Linked DNA regions of Homo sapiens: region 1 is linked to region 2. The links are chromatin loops, found by intact Hi-C in ENCODE. Cell type or tissue: natural killer cell. All regions are shown on one strand. Links, peaks and the distances in the headings refer to the core of each region. The heading gives the core; the rest is flanking DNA.

Region 1 (8,391 bases), core at 158-8,157, 130 kb after region 2:
CCTCCCCCTGTAACTTGGAGCTGCTAACAGCTTCTCTGTGGGGCCGTTCAGAGGTAAGCTGCACAGAGGACTTAGCTGTTGCTTCTGTGAGCCTTGGTTTCCTAATCTGTCAAGGGCTGTGGGAAGATGAAGTGAGACACTGTGGAGGCCCAGCTTGGAGGCCACGGTGTGCCTCCCCTGAATTCATACCTTCCTGCTCCCAGGACCTACCCATCCGTCTCTCTGTGCTCCTCACTCTACTTCTCTGAGAGCCCCACTGTTCTGGGGAGCTCTCACCAGCCATGGTCACAGGCTCTTGGGGCCTATGGTGTCAGCGCTGATGGGGTCTCAGGTCTGTCACTGTACCCGGCCCCACAGCCAGAGCTAAGTTTGGGAGCTGGCCACGGAGTGTCTGCGGCTCATGATGGTAGGCTGAAAAATGGCCCCTAAAGATATCCAGGTCCTCATCCCTGGAACGTGTGGGTGTCCCCTTTACAGCCAAAAAATGGGCTCCTGCAGATGTGCAAAGTTAAAGGTCTTGAGATAAGGAGATGATCCTGGGCTATCTAGGGGTTCCTTAAATGCTGTCCCTAGTGTCCACAACAGAGAGAGGCTGAGGGAGACTCGACAACACAAGCACGGAGGAGGAGACTGCGCGGCCACCGAGGCAGAGACCAGAGTGATGCAAACACAGCCAGGGATCACCAGGGCAGCTGGCTGAGGCTGCAAGGGGCCCTGCACAGGTTCTCCCCTGGCGCCTCCGAGGGGGCACAGCCCCACAGACGCCATGACTCGAGACCAGTGATACTGATTTTGGACACCCAGTCTCCAGAACTGCAAGAGAATCATTTCTGCTGTTCTAAGCCCCGACATGTGTAGTAACTCTTTACAGCAGCAACAGGGAACGAACACTCACAGCTTAGGATTTCCTGGCTACCGCCCAGACCTCGCCCTGCCTCATGTCCATCCAGAGCTGGGCGTGAGTGTGTAGGGTGTGCAGGTGGCCATTTACTCCTGTAGGCCAGCAGGGGCCCGGGGATCCTGGGCAGGTAGAGGGGATGGAGGATGGACAGGCTCTGGAAGCCCAGACCACGTGGATGTTCTGTGAACTGCTGGACCCTCAGCCCAGGCCCAGGAGCATGGGAGGAGTAAGCCACAGAGCATGTGTTGGCTGCTTGTGTCCACACACAGCTGGGGGGTGTGTTTGGTGCATGTCCACGTGGTGGGTTGTGCGGGTATAGAGGTGGGGAGTAGGCACTTGTGCACCTGGTATAGACCCAGTGGAAAACCCAGGTGTGCCAGAAACAGCCAGCTTCCTTTTTTCTTTTTCTTTTTTTTTTTTTTTGAGATGGATCTCACTCTGTCACCCAGGCTGGAGTTCAGTGGTGTGATCTCGGCTCACTACAACCTCCACTTCCCGGGTTCAAGCGATTCCCCTGCCTCAGCCTCCCAAGTAGCTAGGATTACAGGCGCCGGCTGCCACGCCCGGCTAATTATTTTGTATTTTTAGTAGAGATGGGGTTTCAGCATGTTGGCCAAGCTGGTTTCGAACTCCTGACCTCAAGTGATCCACCCTCCTCGGCCTCCCAAAATTCTGGGATTACAGGCATGAGCCACCACGCCCAGCCCCTTTTTTTCTTTAAATCATCTTACATCCTGTTCTAAGCCCCTATCCTGCTGGCTGGTGGGCAACTGAATCTCAGCCATTATTGGGAGCTTCTTTCTTCTCCAGAGCCACACAAAGGTCCCAAGGCCATGATGAGTCTGGCCACCGGGTCTGGCAAAGGAGGCCAGCAAAGCTCTCTGAGACAAGCTAGGGACCAGGCTGCCTGCACTGGAGCATGGGGTGGGGTTAGTAAAACAGAACAAAACCAAAATTAATATCTGCTGTTTGTCTAGAACCCTGGAGCTTTGCTGCTCAATATGGTTGTCATTAGCCACGTGTAGCTAGGTACATTTCAATCAATTTAAAAGAAATAAAACTTAAAATTGTGTGTGTGTGTGTGTGTGTTTCTTTTAGAGTCTCACTCTATCACCCAAGCTGGAGTACAAATGGTGCGGTCTCAGCTCACTGCAACCTCCACCTCCCGGGTTCAAGCGATTCTTCCGCTTCAGCCTCCCTAGTAGCTGGAACTATAGGCACATGCCACCACACCCGGGTAATTTTTGTATTTTTGGTAGAGACAGGGTTTCACTCTGTTGGCCAGGCTGGTCTTGAACTCCTGACCTTGTGATCCGCCTACCTTGGCCTCCCAAAGTGCTGGGATTACAGGCATGAGCCACCGCGCCCGGCCTTTAAAATTGTTATTATTATACTAGTCACTTTCTGGTGTTCAGGAGCGGTGTGTGGCCACCCTGTGGGACCTGGTATAGGAAGTTCTATTGGGCTGTACTGCCAGAAGCGTTCAACCACTGACATGAGTTCTGCCCCTCTGAGTGGGGTGACCTGCCCATTTACAGATGGGGATGCAAGGATCAAGCACAAAATGACTTACCCAAGGTCACTGGCAGCAGTTGGCACCTCCAAGCTCCATGGGCAGTGGCACCCCGGGCCACGGGGTAGAGTGGGTGCTTGCCAATGTTGGCTGCTGAGTGAACGTGCCAGTGCCGTCCTCTGCCTCCTTGGAGGAAAGCTGCCTGTGAAGAACAGTCCTGCCCTCGTTCAGAGGTACGGCCTCCTGATCTCAGCCTGGTAAGGCACTGTGTGGCTCTAGCCCTACCTCAGGTACCACACTTTGCCTCTTTGGGACCCTGTGTCCCCGTCCATGAGATGGAGATTGTGACCACTGCATAGGGCTGCCTGGGATTTCCATGAGTTAATGTCTGTGAAGTGCATAGTACAATCTAACTCAATCATACGACGTTTGAGAGATGATGGGATTTGGCACACAGGAATGAGCACTGCGCCTCCTCAGAGTGACTCCCAGAGGTCAAGTTGGGATTTACTTAGACTGAGACCCGCAACCTTATCATGCTTCTAGCATTCATCTGACAAACATCTATTAAGCTTGCTTTTGGGGGCCACGACCGATGTAAGCCTGCAGCTGTGAGGTCTACCCTAGGCTAGGGAAGGTTATTCTGAGAAGAAAGTGAACCCCAAGGAAGGGGAAATCCAGAAGAAGATTCCTGATGACATCTGACAGCTGGATCCAGCTGTTCCTGAAGCTTTTATATTCCTGTTTTGTTTGCCAATAATTTTTTTTGTCATTTACAACTCAAAGCCAGGCCGTCTGGTCCAACCCCTTGTCCCCTGATACTTGATGCTTCTCCATAGCAGCTATGACAGTCTCTGCTTGGATGCTGCTCATGATGGGGATCTCACTACCTACCAAGGGAGCTCTACAAGGGCAGAACCAACTCTGGTGCAAGTGAGAGCTGATAATCTATTGCTCTTGTCTGGAAATGGTGTGCACAGCTGGGAGCTCCCCTGGATTGGATTCAGGGCAGTGGAAAGAGGACCCTTCATGGTTCAGTAGACCTGAATTCAAATTTCAGGCCTGGTGGTGACTCACTGTGTGACCTGAGTGAGGCAAGGGACTTCCCCTACCTGAACCTCAGTTTCAACATCTGTAAAATGGTCTCCCTGGCCACACTGATTTGGTGAGGACACCACGAGGATTAAGCAAGAAAATGTGTGTGAAGCTCTGGGCGCACGCCAGTGTGTGGCACACAGGGGACACCTGAGGGCCACATCCCTCCTGTGGGTAATGCTAATGGACACTGCACACCCATCTGAGAGGGTCCACTCTGCGTCCATAAGAGGTTGGCACTGGGGAGTCCGCACTGGGCCAGGCTGCTCCTGCTCTGCGGAGCGTCTGCTGCAGCTGTGACTCACAGCCCGACCACACTCACAGCCCAAGACTCGGAGCCGTCTGTTGTTATGGCGACGCAAGCCCACTGGAGTCCTGGGCTGTCAGTCATCAAGGTCTGACGCTGGGGGTGTGTTTTGGCGTGTGGGTGTGGCCTGTGTGTTTGTGTAGGGGGATGGGCGTGTGAATGCTATTCCTGCGTGTTCAAGGCAGTGTGCTGGTGTTTGTGTGTGGACTTCCTGTGTGTGCAAGGCTGGGCATGTCTGCATTGAGGGCGTTTGTCTGTGTGTGGTGTTGAGCTGTGTGTGCGGTCTGGGTGTCTGTGGGCTGTGTGTGTGTGTAATGTGCCTTAGGAACGCTGGCCCTGAGGCAGGGTGGACAGGAGGGTGGCCCAGGGAGGGGTGTAGGCCTGGGTGTCTATCGCTCTGACCTGGTGGCCCTGGGTTGGTCACTGCACCTTTCTCAGCCTGTTTCCCCCTCAATAAGCACAGCAGGTTGCAAAGGGCACTCACACTCGCTATTTCATTTAATCCTCCTGTGATCCTGTACCAGCAGCTGCTCACTCAACTCATATTTAGAGTCCACTCTGTGTCAGGCCCTGGGGATACAGCCATGAACAGAGACTTCCTCCGCTGAGGGTCTCCAGTCTCCAGTCTGGTGGGAGATGGACAATACACAAACAAGCAAACAAAACCAGAGACTCCAGTGGGTGCTGGGAGAAGGAACAGCAGGAGGAGGGCACAGAGAGTGATGGGGTGGAAACTGAGGACAGGGTGGTCAGAGAGGTGACTTATGAGCAGAGGTTCTGAGGAAGGAGGCCAGAGTCATGGGAAGAGCATCGCAAGCATCGCAACAGTAAGTGCAGAGGCCCTGAGGCAGGTGGAGGTTCATGTATCTGTGGCCCAACGAGCAGGCCGCGCACTGCAGCGGTGTGGGTGGGATGGGCAAGGCCACTGCCATTTGCAGTTTGTGGATTCCAAGGCAAGTGCACTGGTGAAAACAGCCCATTGTTCATCCACTGATGAATGGAGAGGCAACATGCGGTATGTCCAGACAAGGAAATAGTATTTGTCAATAAAAAGGAACAAATGGCCAGGCGCGGTGGCTCATGCCTGTAATCCCAGCACTTTGGGAGGCCAAGGCGGGCAGATCACTGAGATCAGGAGTTTGAGACCAGCCTGACCAACATGGAGAAACCCTGTCTCTACTAAAAATACAAAATTAGCCAGGCTTGGTGGTGCATGCCTGTAATCCCAGCTGCTTGGGAGGTTGAGGCAGGAGAATCGCTTAAACGCAGGAAGCGGAGGTTGCAGTGAGCTGAGATCGTGCCATTGCACTCCAGCCTGGGCCACAAGAGTGAAACTCCGTCTCAAAAAAAAGGAACAAGCTACTGGTACGTACAAAAATATCAGTGAATCTTAAGTGGATTATGCTGAGCAAAAGTAGCCAGCCTTGAAAGGCTGTAGGCTGCAGGATTCTATTATGTGACATTCCGGGAGTGACAAAATGATAGGGACAGAAAACTAATCAGCGGTTGCCAGGAACTGGGGATGGGGAAAAGGCTGACCTGACCACAAGGGGGCTTGAGGCAGTTATGTGATTTGACACATTTGTCAAAATCCATAGAATTGTATGCTAAAAATTGATGAGTTTAATTGTATGTAAATTATACGTAAATATACCTGGCCACACACCAACACCCAACATCTCACAAAGCTTGGGGCTGAGTGACCCTCCCACCTCCCGGAGAGCTCGTGAGAGCAGCTCTGGGAAACACACTTTTCTTCAGGTCCTGTCATTTCATTTTCAACTGCCTTGTCCTTAATCTGTCTTTGCCGTGAATATAGTAGTTTATTTTCTTTTTTGTTTATGTTTTTGTTTTTGTTTTGTTTTGAGATGGAGTTTTGCTCTTGTAGCCCAGGCTGGAGTGCAATGGCGCGATCTCAGCTCACTGCAACCTCCGCCTCCTGGGTTCAAATGATTCTCCTGCCTCAGCCTCCTGAGTAGCTGGGATTATAGGCGCATGCCACCACGCCCAGCAAATGTTTGTATTTTTAGTAGAGATAGGGTTTCACCATGTTGGCCAGGCTGGTCTTGAACTCCAGACCTCAGATGATCCACTTGCCTCGGCCTTCCAAAGTGCTGGGATTACAGGCATGAGCCACTGTGCCCAGCTGGTAATTTCTCAGTAAATATTTGATCAACCGATCTGGAAATGCTTCGCATCCAAAACTGAGGGCCCTTGTTCTCAGCTGCTGAGGAAAGACCAGGCAAAAGCGTCAGGGGCTTGACCAGGAGGGGTGTGTGCGTATGCTCGTGTGTGTGTGTGTGTGTGTGTGTGTGCACGTGCGCATGTGTGTGAGGCAGGGCTCAGTGCACACCATGCTGAGTGTTTTTAGCAGAATGTGGTGGTCCATGGAGGGCATGAGCACCCCAGTTCTCCTTCCTGGCACCAGCCAAGGTGAAGTGCGCTTCTTCACGCGCTTCAAGGTCAAGGCTGTCTGTAACTTGCTTTGGCCAATGAAATGTGAGCAGAAATGAGGATGTCACTTCCCGGAAGCAGCTTCCGGAGTTGGTGTGCAATTCTTCACTTTCCTTTCCCTGAGCTGGTGAGACCCCATCAAAACAGAATCTCAGTCAGCCTGGACCCAGACTGGCTGCACCATGTAGTGTCTTCCTGCTCCCTGGTCAGACGTAGCATGAGCAAGAAATCAACTTTTGCTCTTTATGTATGTATGTATTTTTTTTAATAGACTTTCTTTCTTGTTGGAGCAGTTTTAGATTCACAGCCAAACTGAGTGGAAGTTGCAGAGATTTCCCATGTCCTTGCTGCCCCCACATGTGCACAGCTCCCCACCCCCATTGTCAGCACCCCCCGCCAGATGGTACATTTGTTCCAGTCCTGAACCTACATCGACACATCATTATCACTGGAAGTCCGTGGCTTAGGTTAGGGTCCCTCTTGGTGTTGTTCATCTGTAGTTATAATGCCATGGGTCATACTGACTTGTTCCACGGCCTTGCAATTTCTCTGTGCTCTGCCTATTCATCTTCCCCATAAACCCTGACTTTTTTTTTTTTTTTTTTTTTTTTTGAGACAGAGTCTTGCTCTGTCTCCCAGGCTGGAGTGCAGCGGCACAATCTCGGCTCACTGAAACCTCCACCTTCCAGGTTCAAGTAATTCTCCTGCCTCAGCCTCCCGAGTAGCTGGGACTACAGGTATGCACCACCACGCCCGGCTAATTTTTGTATTTTTAGTAGTATGGAGTTTCACCATATTGGTCAGGCTGATCTTGAACTTGTGACCTCGTGATCTGCTCACCTCGGCCTCCCAAAGTTTTGGGATTACAGGCGTGAGCCACTGTGCCCTGGCCACAAACCCTGACCTTTTTACTGTCTCCATAGTTTTGCCTTTTCCAGAATGTAACATATTTAGAATCACACAGTATGTGGCCTTTTCAGATTGGCTTCTTTTACTTAGTAAAATTCATTTAATATTCCTCCATGTCTTTTCGTGGCTTACTAGCTCATTTCTTTTTAGCGCTGAATAATATTTCATTGTCTGGGTGTGCCACGGTTTATTTATCCATCCACCTACTGAAGGACATCTTGGTTGCTTCTAAATTTTGGCAACTATGAAAAAAGCTGCTATAAACATCTGTGTGCTGGGTTTTTTGTGGATATATGTTTTCAACTTATTTGGGTAAATACCAAGAGGCATGACTGTTGGATCACATGGTAAGAATCTGTTTCATTTGTAAGAAAATTGCGTGTCTTAACTCAGGCTGCCATAACAAAATACCACAGGCTTTGTGGCTTAAACAACAGAAATTTATTTCTCACAGTTCCGGAGGCTGGAAGTCCAAGATCAAAGTGTGGGCAAGGTAGGTTTAATCCCGCAGCTCTTCTCTGGGCTCAGAGATGGCTGCCTTCTCGCTTTGTCCTCACAAGGTGGGGTGGGGAAGAGAGAGAGGCAGCCAGCTCAGAGCTTGCTCTCATGTCTCTTCTTATAAAGACACTCATCCTATTGGATTGGGGCCCCATCCCTATGATCTCATTTAGCCTTAATCACCTCCATAAAGGCCCTGTCTCCAAATAAATACAGTCACAAAGTGGGCTGGGGCTTCAGCATACGAAATTTGAGAGAACAAAAACATTCAGTCCATAACACTGCCAGACTGTCTTCCAAAGTGGCTGTATCATTTTGCATTCCCACCAGCATGAGTGAGAGTTCCTGTGGCTCCACATCCTCACCAGCATTTGATGTTGTCAGCATTCTGGATCTTGGCCATTCTGATAGGTGTGTAGAGGCTCTCACTGTTGTGTTAATTTGCATTAACCTGATGATGTATGATGTTGAGCCTCTTTTCATATGCCTTTTTGCTTTCTGTGTATCTTGGGTGAGGTGTCTGTTTAGATCTTTTGTTTTTTAGAGATGGGGTCTTGCTATGCTGCCCAGGCTGAACTTGAACTCCTGGGATCAAGCAATCCTCCTGCCCTACCCTCCTTAGTATCTGGGACTACAGCAGTATGCCACCACATCCATCCCTATTTTTTAACTGGATTGTTCATTTTCTTACTGTTGAGTTTTAAGAGTTCTTCA
Region 2 (8,250 bases), core at 1-8,000:
TACACATCCTGGGGAGCCCTTCCGAGGCCCCCCGGCCTGGGGCTCCAGCCCCTTCCATCTGTCCCTGGGGGGGCCCTGTGCAGGATTCAGGGAGCAAGAGGTCTTTGGGCAGCACTGGTGCCCTGCATGGGGAGTCCTCGGCCTCGGGCAGCCCCCGGTGCACCCGACGGCTCCGTAAGCTTTTGCCCCGTGGCACAGGCTCTTTCTTTGCGATGGGCGCCTCGGGCACAGCAGGCTTGTTGGGCTTCTGGGCCAGAGAGGCGTCCGAGGTGGTGGAATCCCCTGGAGCTCGCTCCCCATCAGGCCCCTCTTCACCTGGCTTCATGTGTGACAGAGAGGACTCAAACCAGCTCTGGACCTTTGACTCGGTGCCCACTGTAGGGCCCAGCAGGATGACGGACTCCCCTGAGAGGTGGCACGGAGAGCCCCAGCCGGCCTTGGAGTCCAGCACCTCCTCCACCTCCTCCTTGGTGCAGATGAGTGGGGCCTTGGGTGACAGCGGGTCCTGCATGCCAGGCCTCTGCTCGGGGCTGCCCAGGAGCTCACATAGGGAGGAGTACTCCTCCTCAGCTTCCAGGTCCTCCTTCCTGCTGGTGGGTGGCAGCAGTGGGAGGTCCCCGAAGTCGGCGGTGGAACAGCAGTGCCGGCTGTCCTCCAGCCACCGGTCAGCCTTGGCCACCTCGGGGCACTGCAGCAGCCCACCTGCCTCCTCCTTCACCCCACCCACCTCCTCCTGCTTGAAGTCCCCGGGCAACGAGGCCACCTTCTCCCCAGGGGGGTCCTCCTCCTGGAAGCCCAGGCAGGCCGAAGCCTCATGGGTGTCCCCTTTGCTGATGCCATCTGAGGCCTTCCCACCCTGCTCCAGGCCCTTGGTAAGCTCGCCAGGGTGCAATCCCCACCTGGGACAAGCATCCCCCAGGTTTTCCTCTGGCCAGGCAAAGGGGTTGGCGCTGTCCGCTGAGCTGGCAGCGGTTGTGTCCGGGAAACAGTCAAAAGCTGCTGTAGTGGGGTCTGGAGCAGGAACCCCAAGGGTGGGCTTGGTACCAAAGGAGAGAGGACCAGTTGTCTTTTTGGGGTCAGGCGTAGCGAAGGCCACGGAAGGGTCTTCAAACAGCCCTGGGCTGAAGTCCTTGGCATTGCCGCCCTTGTCCAGCTGCAAGGAGTCGGGCAGGGCCTCCGGCTCCCCAGGCCGGGGCCACGCACTCTTGGCCACAGAGTCCAGGCAGGCGCTGTGGTTCTCCAGCGAGAAGGGTGGCTTGCTGCTGTCCTTGACCAGGCTGGGTGCTTCAGCCCAAGCTTTGTCGGCCTTCTCACCGATGGCTTCCTGCAGCCCCAGGATCTCGGAGGCCAGGTCCTCCTGTGCCAGGGCGCTGAGCAGCAGCCGCGGACAGTCCCGCTCACCCGCCACGAACTTGGAGAAGCTGTCGAGCGGCAGACTGCCGTGTAGGCTCTGGAAGGAGTCGTCAGATTTGGTGGACATGTCGTCAGGAGAGGTCACAGAACAGGTGGACACGGACTCGGGCTTGGCCTTCGAGTTGCTGTTGACCCTGGCAGGGCTGCCACGGGCCTGGTTGCAGTAGAGGAAGCTGCGCTCCAGTGGGTCCTCGGAGCCGCTCAGGTAGTCGGCCTCCTGCGGCTCCGCATGCGTGGACTGTGGCGTGCTGCTCGGCGGCTCTGACAGCGGTGTGCCTGCGGGCTCGGCTGAGTAGCCGCTCCCTTCGGGGCTGCAGTGCTGGCTTTTATGCTGCTCTGGGGTCCTGGACACGAGGTTCTTGACACCTTTCTTCTGCGGCACAGCAGCCTTGGAGAGCAGCAGCTGCTGGACGGTGTTGGAGATGTTCTCCACCTGTGAGGTCAGCGCCGTGAGGCTCTGCAGGCTGAGATCCGACAGCAGGTTCTCAGGGAGCTTGTCCTTCTGAAGGGGCTTGCAGTTGCCAGCCTGGGTGTCCACAGAGCTGGTGGCATCCGTTGGGGAGGGATTGAGCAGGGGCATGAAGTGGCTGTGGTCAGTGATCCCTGCGGGGAAGGCCCCGGTGCTGAGCGGCTGCTGGCTGTAGGGAAAGTTCTCCAGGTTTGGCATCAGCGGCGACGGTGTGGAACTGTAGGAAGGTGAGCGGCCCACGGAGCGGGCGGGTGAGTGGCTGGAGCTGGGGCTGAAGGTCTGGTAGTACTGCTCTGGGGTCCGGACGGCTGCGTCCGGCTGGCAGTAGCCCTGGCCTTGCTGCCCGTAGTGCTGATACTTGGCGAGGTTTTGGTAATGGAGGGTTTCCTGGGCATGGTGCCGGCTCTGAAGGGCTTGCTGCTGCTGCTGCTGCTGCTGCTGCTGCTGCTGCTGCTGGTCATAGCTGAGGCGGCCCGACTGGTAGGCATGAAGATTCTGGACCCGCTGCCCCGGGGCCAGGCTGGAGCTGGCAGTCAGCGGCCTGTCATGGGGCTGGGCAGTCGGTGCTGTGCAACTCTTATAGGAGTGGGCCCCCTGCCCACCACCCTGGACAGAGGAGGAGTAGGTGGAGGAGGTGGGGAAGGACTGGGAATGCTGAGGAAAGTGGGTACCCTGGGGGAAGGGCAGAGGGGAGGCAATGTCGTTCTGCAGCTTCTGCCTTTGGAGCTTGGGGTATGCCAGGGGCTGCTGGGGCGGCGGTGGCTGCTGGACGTGCAGGGAGTGAGTCCGAAAGGGCACCTGGGCGCCCTGCTCTGCATACTGCCTGCTGGGGGGCACTGCTGTCTTTTTCATCAAGTTCTCATCATACTTGGCCACCCCTGCAGGTAGTGGCTGCGGCTGTGGGGGTGGTGGCTGTGGGGCCCCCCAAGCCTGAAGGCTCTCCTCACCAGCATAGCGGCCTGGGTAGGGGCTGCTGTCCTGGACGCCGTAGCCAGGGAAAGCCGGCCTCCCCTGCAGGCCTTGCTGTGTGGGCAGGGCCTTGCTGCCTCGGTGGTACTTGTCGGCGGCCACCGCGGCTGCAGTGCCAGAGGGCGTGCCAGCGCCACCCTCATAGCTCGGGTAAGGCTGCGGGTTATAATAGTCCTTGGCGAGCAGCCGCTGCCGGTCGCAGCTTAGCCCGGCCTGACTCGGCTGCCTGTAATTCTCTAGGCGTGATGTTTCCTGCGAGGTCTGCTGGTAGTTCTGTTGTTTGCCATGGAAACCACACCTTTCTCGAAAAGACTGCATGACTCGGGCTGGTTATCTGTGAAAAGAAAAAGGAAGGGAGGGAGGGAGGGAAGGAGGGAGGGGAGGATGGGCAGGGAGGGGGCAGAGGATGAGCGATTCAGACGGGCCACTTCCTTTTGCCTCAGAAAGCACCCTCCCACCCACCTCCCCACCCTGCCTGCTCCCCCGCGCAGCTCTTAATAGTCCCCCCTTCGCCTGAGCCTCCCCACCAGCTGTGCGCATATTGACAACTTCTGTGTCAGGGAGGTGTGCTCTGTAATTCCCGCTCCCACATCGCCTGCAGCTGAGTCTTGCCAAGGACGGCCACTGATGCGGGAGGCAAAACCGGCTGCCCAGCGCCAGGTCACTGGGGAGCTACCCGCCCCCCCCCCGCCCATTGCCAGCTCCTCCCCAATGTCCCCCACCCATCACTCCCAGCCCTTCCTGACAGCTCAAAAGCATTTAGCAGAGCAATTCCCGCTCCCTCATCCCCTGGGGCCTGCTGGATCCTGTAATTTAGTCCCTTCGCGACCGTGTTCAAGCATGACCCAGCCATGCTGGGGACTGAGGAGGGTCTGCCCCTGTCCCCACGCACATGCGTGCACACAAGCATATGTATGCTCACACACACACGCGCGCACACACACACACACGCATGCACACACACACCTCCTCTATCACTGCCACGCCATCTGGAATCTGTCTGTTCCTTCTAGCAGACATCGATTAGGGGCTGCCAAGCCACTGTAGACATAAAATGTCCCCTCCTCTGACTCCCAGGAACGCAAGACGGCAGCACCTGCCTCCTGTTTTTGATATCATACGTGCATAAACAGATTACGTGGCCCAGAGTGAGGGAGTGCATACTAATGGGAGTAGAGATGCAGTCCCAGGGCCACGGCCACGGAAGGGCACAGCCCAGCCCCACCCACATGGGGCGACACAGCCCTGTCCCCTCCTGGCCAGTTCCTCCCCACCTCAGCAGGTGAGGGCTGGGGCAGGCAACACTCAAGAGCCCATCTGGTTATGATTTTAGGGGATGGGGCTCAGGCAGGGGTCTAACCTGCCCCTGCCTGCAGAGCAGAATCCTGGGTCAGGAAAGGACCCAGGGTGGGTTGCGGGAGCCTCTCAGAGCAGAGCATCTGACAGCCCAGCATCCAGGGTAAAGGTTCCTCCAGCTGACTCGCTGGCCTGGCCAACCAGAAGACCCCTCAAAGAGGGATGGAAGAAAGAGGAATGCCCCAGGTTTTGGAGGAAGTGCATGGAGGGGCTGGCCATTGGCCGAGTCCCAGAGGGTTTGGGATTTACCCAGAACCATGCTGGCCCGGAGGCAGGAAGAAAGGGGCTCAGCTCGGCCTGTGTGGCCCAGGCCCCCAGGAGGGGATAGGGGACTTTCCAGTGCTGGTTCCCAAATGCTCCAAAAGGAAGGGGTGGCTTGCCTCAGGCTACAAAGATTCCAGGTTGTTGAAGGGGTCAGGAAGGGACAAAGAGAGGGGGAGAGGGGCACAGAGAGGGAGAGGCACGCAGAGTCGGGGAGGGGCACAGGGAAGAGGCAGAAAGGTGGGGAGTGGGGGAGAGCTGGGGGTGCTGCTCCATTTACCCTTCTTCCTTGGCCCGGACCCCACCACAAGTGCCTTCCTCATTTAGTGTCTGGGGATGGATGCAGGGAAGGCGACAGAGGGCCTCCATCTGCCTGAGAGCAGGGCAAGCCCAGGGCAGCCAGATGGCCCCCAGAAGCCCGTCAGCCCAGTCCTGGGACCACCTCTCCTGCTCTCTGGAGTCAGCTTGCCCTGGCCCACAAATGCAGGAGAGTCAGCCCAGTGTGGGGGCCGGCCACTTTCCCACGAGGCGAGCCCCTGCCCACCGGCTTATCAAAGCCGCTTTCCCTCTGCTCCAGCTCCTCTCCCTGGATTTGTCGCAGGCATCCCTAACAAGCAGCGTGCCCACCCTTCTGACCCACTTCAATCCTACCCCTGGCAGCTTGGATAAAACATTACAGGAGGTTCCTGCTGCGACGCGCCAACCCAGAGGAGCTGGGGACGGCACTTGGTTCTGGTCTGGCAGCTCCCTGCCAGGTGGGCAGCCTCACGCTCCTGCCCTGGCCAGACTGCCACAGGGCAGCCCAGGCGGGCCTGTGCCCAGGCCGAGGGCACAGCGCCCGCTCCCTGCCCTCCCCAGGCGCATGTTTATGAGCCCAGAATGTGCAAACCCAGGACCACTCTGAAGGCTGCGCCTCGTATATCTGCACAAATTACATTTCGGCTTTTATTAGTCCCAGATCACTCTCATTTCCTGCTGAGTGTCCTGTGGATATCATTAACATTTCTACGGCTTTATTTTTTATTTTTTTTCACATTCTCCAAAATGCATTACCAGAAACATTATTTAAAGAGAGACAGAGACAGTGAGGGGGTGCTATTACCAGTACCCCCTCCCTGCCTGTCCGTCTGCATTCCTCCCTCCCTGTTTAATTGGTCCAGCTGCTGTGTCTTTTAATTTAGCCGAGCTGTATTACAGGCAGGTTTCCCAATACACACGAGCAGCTGGATGCGGTGAAAGCATCTATTGCTAAGAAAAGACAGTTCAATTAAAACACGAGAAGCCCAGTGCTGATGGAGAATGCAGGCAAAAATGCTCGCCCCAACACCACCCTGGAACCCAAGGCAAAGGGAGGGATGGGAACAAAGGCACAGGCCGCCTCTCAGTGCCAGCCAGGTCCCACTGCCAGCTCTGCTGGGAGAAAAGGGGGCACTGCCTCTTTAAGGGCTGCCTCAGGCCTGCTATGGGCTCTGTTGTTATTAATTATTATGATTATGATTACTTTTCAAGAGCACTAGGACAGGACACAGAAGGCGAGGCAGGCAGCAGGGCTGGGCTGGGTTGGGTTGGGCTGGGCAGGCCTCAGGAGAGGAGGGGGCAGAAAGAGCACCCCCCTCCCTGGCCCCGGCAGAACGATGGTGACCTTTGAACCTGGGGGCAGGGAAGAAGTGGCCTAGCAGGCAGATTGTGGGTTTGGCCTGTGGCTTGGGCTGGAGGGAGAAGGGGTGGTGAGAGGGGACAAGGGAGGGCACCCCCCACCCACTGGGCTCACTCCTCATGGTCCAGCTCAACCACACTGCCCGGACGGTCCCCACTCATTCCCATCCATCCGTTTCTCCCCAACCTGCCTCTCCTCTCAGACACTTGGTCCAGGCCTTATCTCCAAAGTTCTTGCTGAAACTAGAAGGCAGGAGGAGCGGAGTCTAGTGCATCCTCTAAGCACCAGATACATGAACACTTCACCCTTAGAATCAGATCCTGGAACTTAGTCTTCTCAGCGCTGGACAGAGGAGGCAGGCCAGGCACAGCAGGGAGCATGAGCTGGAATCACATAGCACCCAGGGCATCAGGATTCCCCTTGACACAGCAATGGGTGTCCTCACTCCAAGCCATGAACATAGTGGGGGCACAACGAAACCCCAGCTACCCTACGGTGCAAGGCCAGCGGCTCTCACAGGCCTTCGGCAGTGTGGCACACACCTGGGGCACAGCCCTTCTTTTAGGCAAAGACCTCAGCCCTTTCCCTCCAGAAATCTATAGGACTGCTGAGGCGGGAGCAAGGCGGCTGCAGAACACCTACTCTGTGCGGCTTTCTTGAACAACGGTTTGATTAATCTCTCCTCCCCCTTTACAGAAAAAAGTGAGGTTCAGGACAAGTGCCCTGCTTAGGACCCCAGAGCAGAGCCCACCCGCAGGGAAGCTCCTATGCAGGACGCCCTCAGCAGCAGCGGCAGTGACTGGACCACGGGTGGACACCCCTGTCCTGAGCCCCCGTGAGGGGCTCCCACTTTGGAGGAACAGTCTCTTGGAGCAGGATGCAAGCCAAAGCTGCTGTGGGGCAAGGGGCTGAGCTGCAGCCTGTGACAGCCTGAGCCTCAGGCCAGGGTCCTCACTTTTTTATTCTGTCCTCATCTTTAAGCAGCCAGACCCACCTCGGGTGGGTCCACTAATGGGCAGTGATGGTCACCAGCCACCCACTGTCACCAAGGCAACTACTGTCCCCTGGGCAGCCTCAGGGAGAGGTCACTAGGCCTAAAGCCTCCTCAGACCCCAGGCTTGAGGCCCCAGTCAGCGAAATGGGCACAGTGTAGGCCAGAGCTGCTGTGGCTCCTGAGGGAGCCCAGCTGGGAGGTGGTGGCTGGAATTTTTTCCTAAGAGAAAGGGAGAGAGGGAGGCTGAGGGGAGGCAGGGAGAGAGGGAGAAAGAAACGGACTGGGGGCTTCCTGATCCCCAGCAGCAGCTCTGAGGCCACTGGTTCCATCCCACCTACTTACCCAAGGTGGTTTTATGACCTGTTTTCATGATTTGTAGCTGCAAGAAAAAAATTTAAAAACCCAACCCACTCAAGGCCTGGGAACCTGAGAATGAAGGAGCAGTGTACCAGGGCTCCAGAAGCTGAGGACAGGGCAGAGGAGGAGTCCAGGCAGGGGTGGAGAAGGTGGAACTCCTCAGGCCTCCCCATCTGTTGTGGGTGATGAATAATCAATACAGGAGACTTGGTGAAAATGAGAAATCGTTCGCCAGATTCACTGCTATCGTATGGGCTCAATTCCATATCCTAGGGGCCTGGCTTGAATGGGAGGAAGGGGGCGAGTTTCCAAGGAGCCCACAAGACAAGAGGTTGGGTGCCCATAGGCTTCTGGGACAGGTTAGGGTCCACGGGCTGAGAGGCCTGCTTCGGGCAGATGGAGGACCCTCCTAGGACATCAGGAACCCCAGAGGACCAGGCAGCCCCTCCAGACCACTCCCTGTGGGCAACGCTTGGATATGCATCCCTCCTCATTCATGGCCCCCCCATGCTCAAGGAAGAATCCCACGGGGTGACCAACATACCCTCTCTATAGGGTCTGGGGGTCCCAAATATCAGGATGCCAGTGATGGGGTGAGAAGCAGAAGGGCAGCCCTAGCCAGGCTCAGTTGAGGTTGGGGGAGCCCTGGTGTGGCTGGGGGCTCTGGGCCCTTCAGAGTGCAGAGGTATCTGGACTCTCCAGATGTTTGAGGAGCCTCCCCTCACAGCCCCCAACACCATCTCCTCCAGGGACCCAGCTGTGGGGACAGCTGAG

What was found. Hi-C counts contacts between places; a loop is a spot of excess contacts. Peaks named below come from ENCODE experiments on the same cell type or tissue, not always from the same donor. Only the 100,000 strongest peaks of a DNase experiment are listed, where the experiment ranks them.
Region 1: a loop joins it to region 2, with 12 times the contacts of the local background. A loop is called at or near these places in 2 of 110 quality-filtered maps.

What each region holds. Positions count from the first base shown.
Region 1 is chr17:17,658,979-17,667,369 of GRCh38, reverse strand. No RefSeq gene overlaps it. Among named protein-coding and RNA genes, the nearest start is that of SMCR2, 15 kb to the left of the region's middle. RefSeq lists enhancers at 3,548-3,687, 4,178-4,267. In natural killer cell, for the core only: no CTCF peak of the experiment used is centred there; DNase peaks (open chromatin) are centred at 3,549 and 3,889; H3K27ac peaks cover 1,700 bases.
Region 2 is chr17:17,787,868-17,796,117 of GRCh38, reverse strand. It overlaps RAI1 (retinoic acid induced 1), which reads right to left. Exons shown (of 6, transcript NM_030665.4): 3 at 1-3,185. The coding sequence starts at 3,169. Among named protein-coding and RNA genes, the nearest start is that of SMCR5, 12 kb to the right of the region's middle. RefSeq lists enhancers at 1,659-2,383, 2,384-3,110 and a silencer at 5,985-6,191. In natural killer cell, for the core only: no CTCF peak of the experiment used is centred there; DNase peaks (open chromatin) are centred at 3,197 and 3,767; H3K27ac peaks cover 1,686 bases.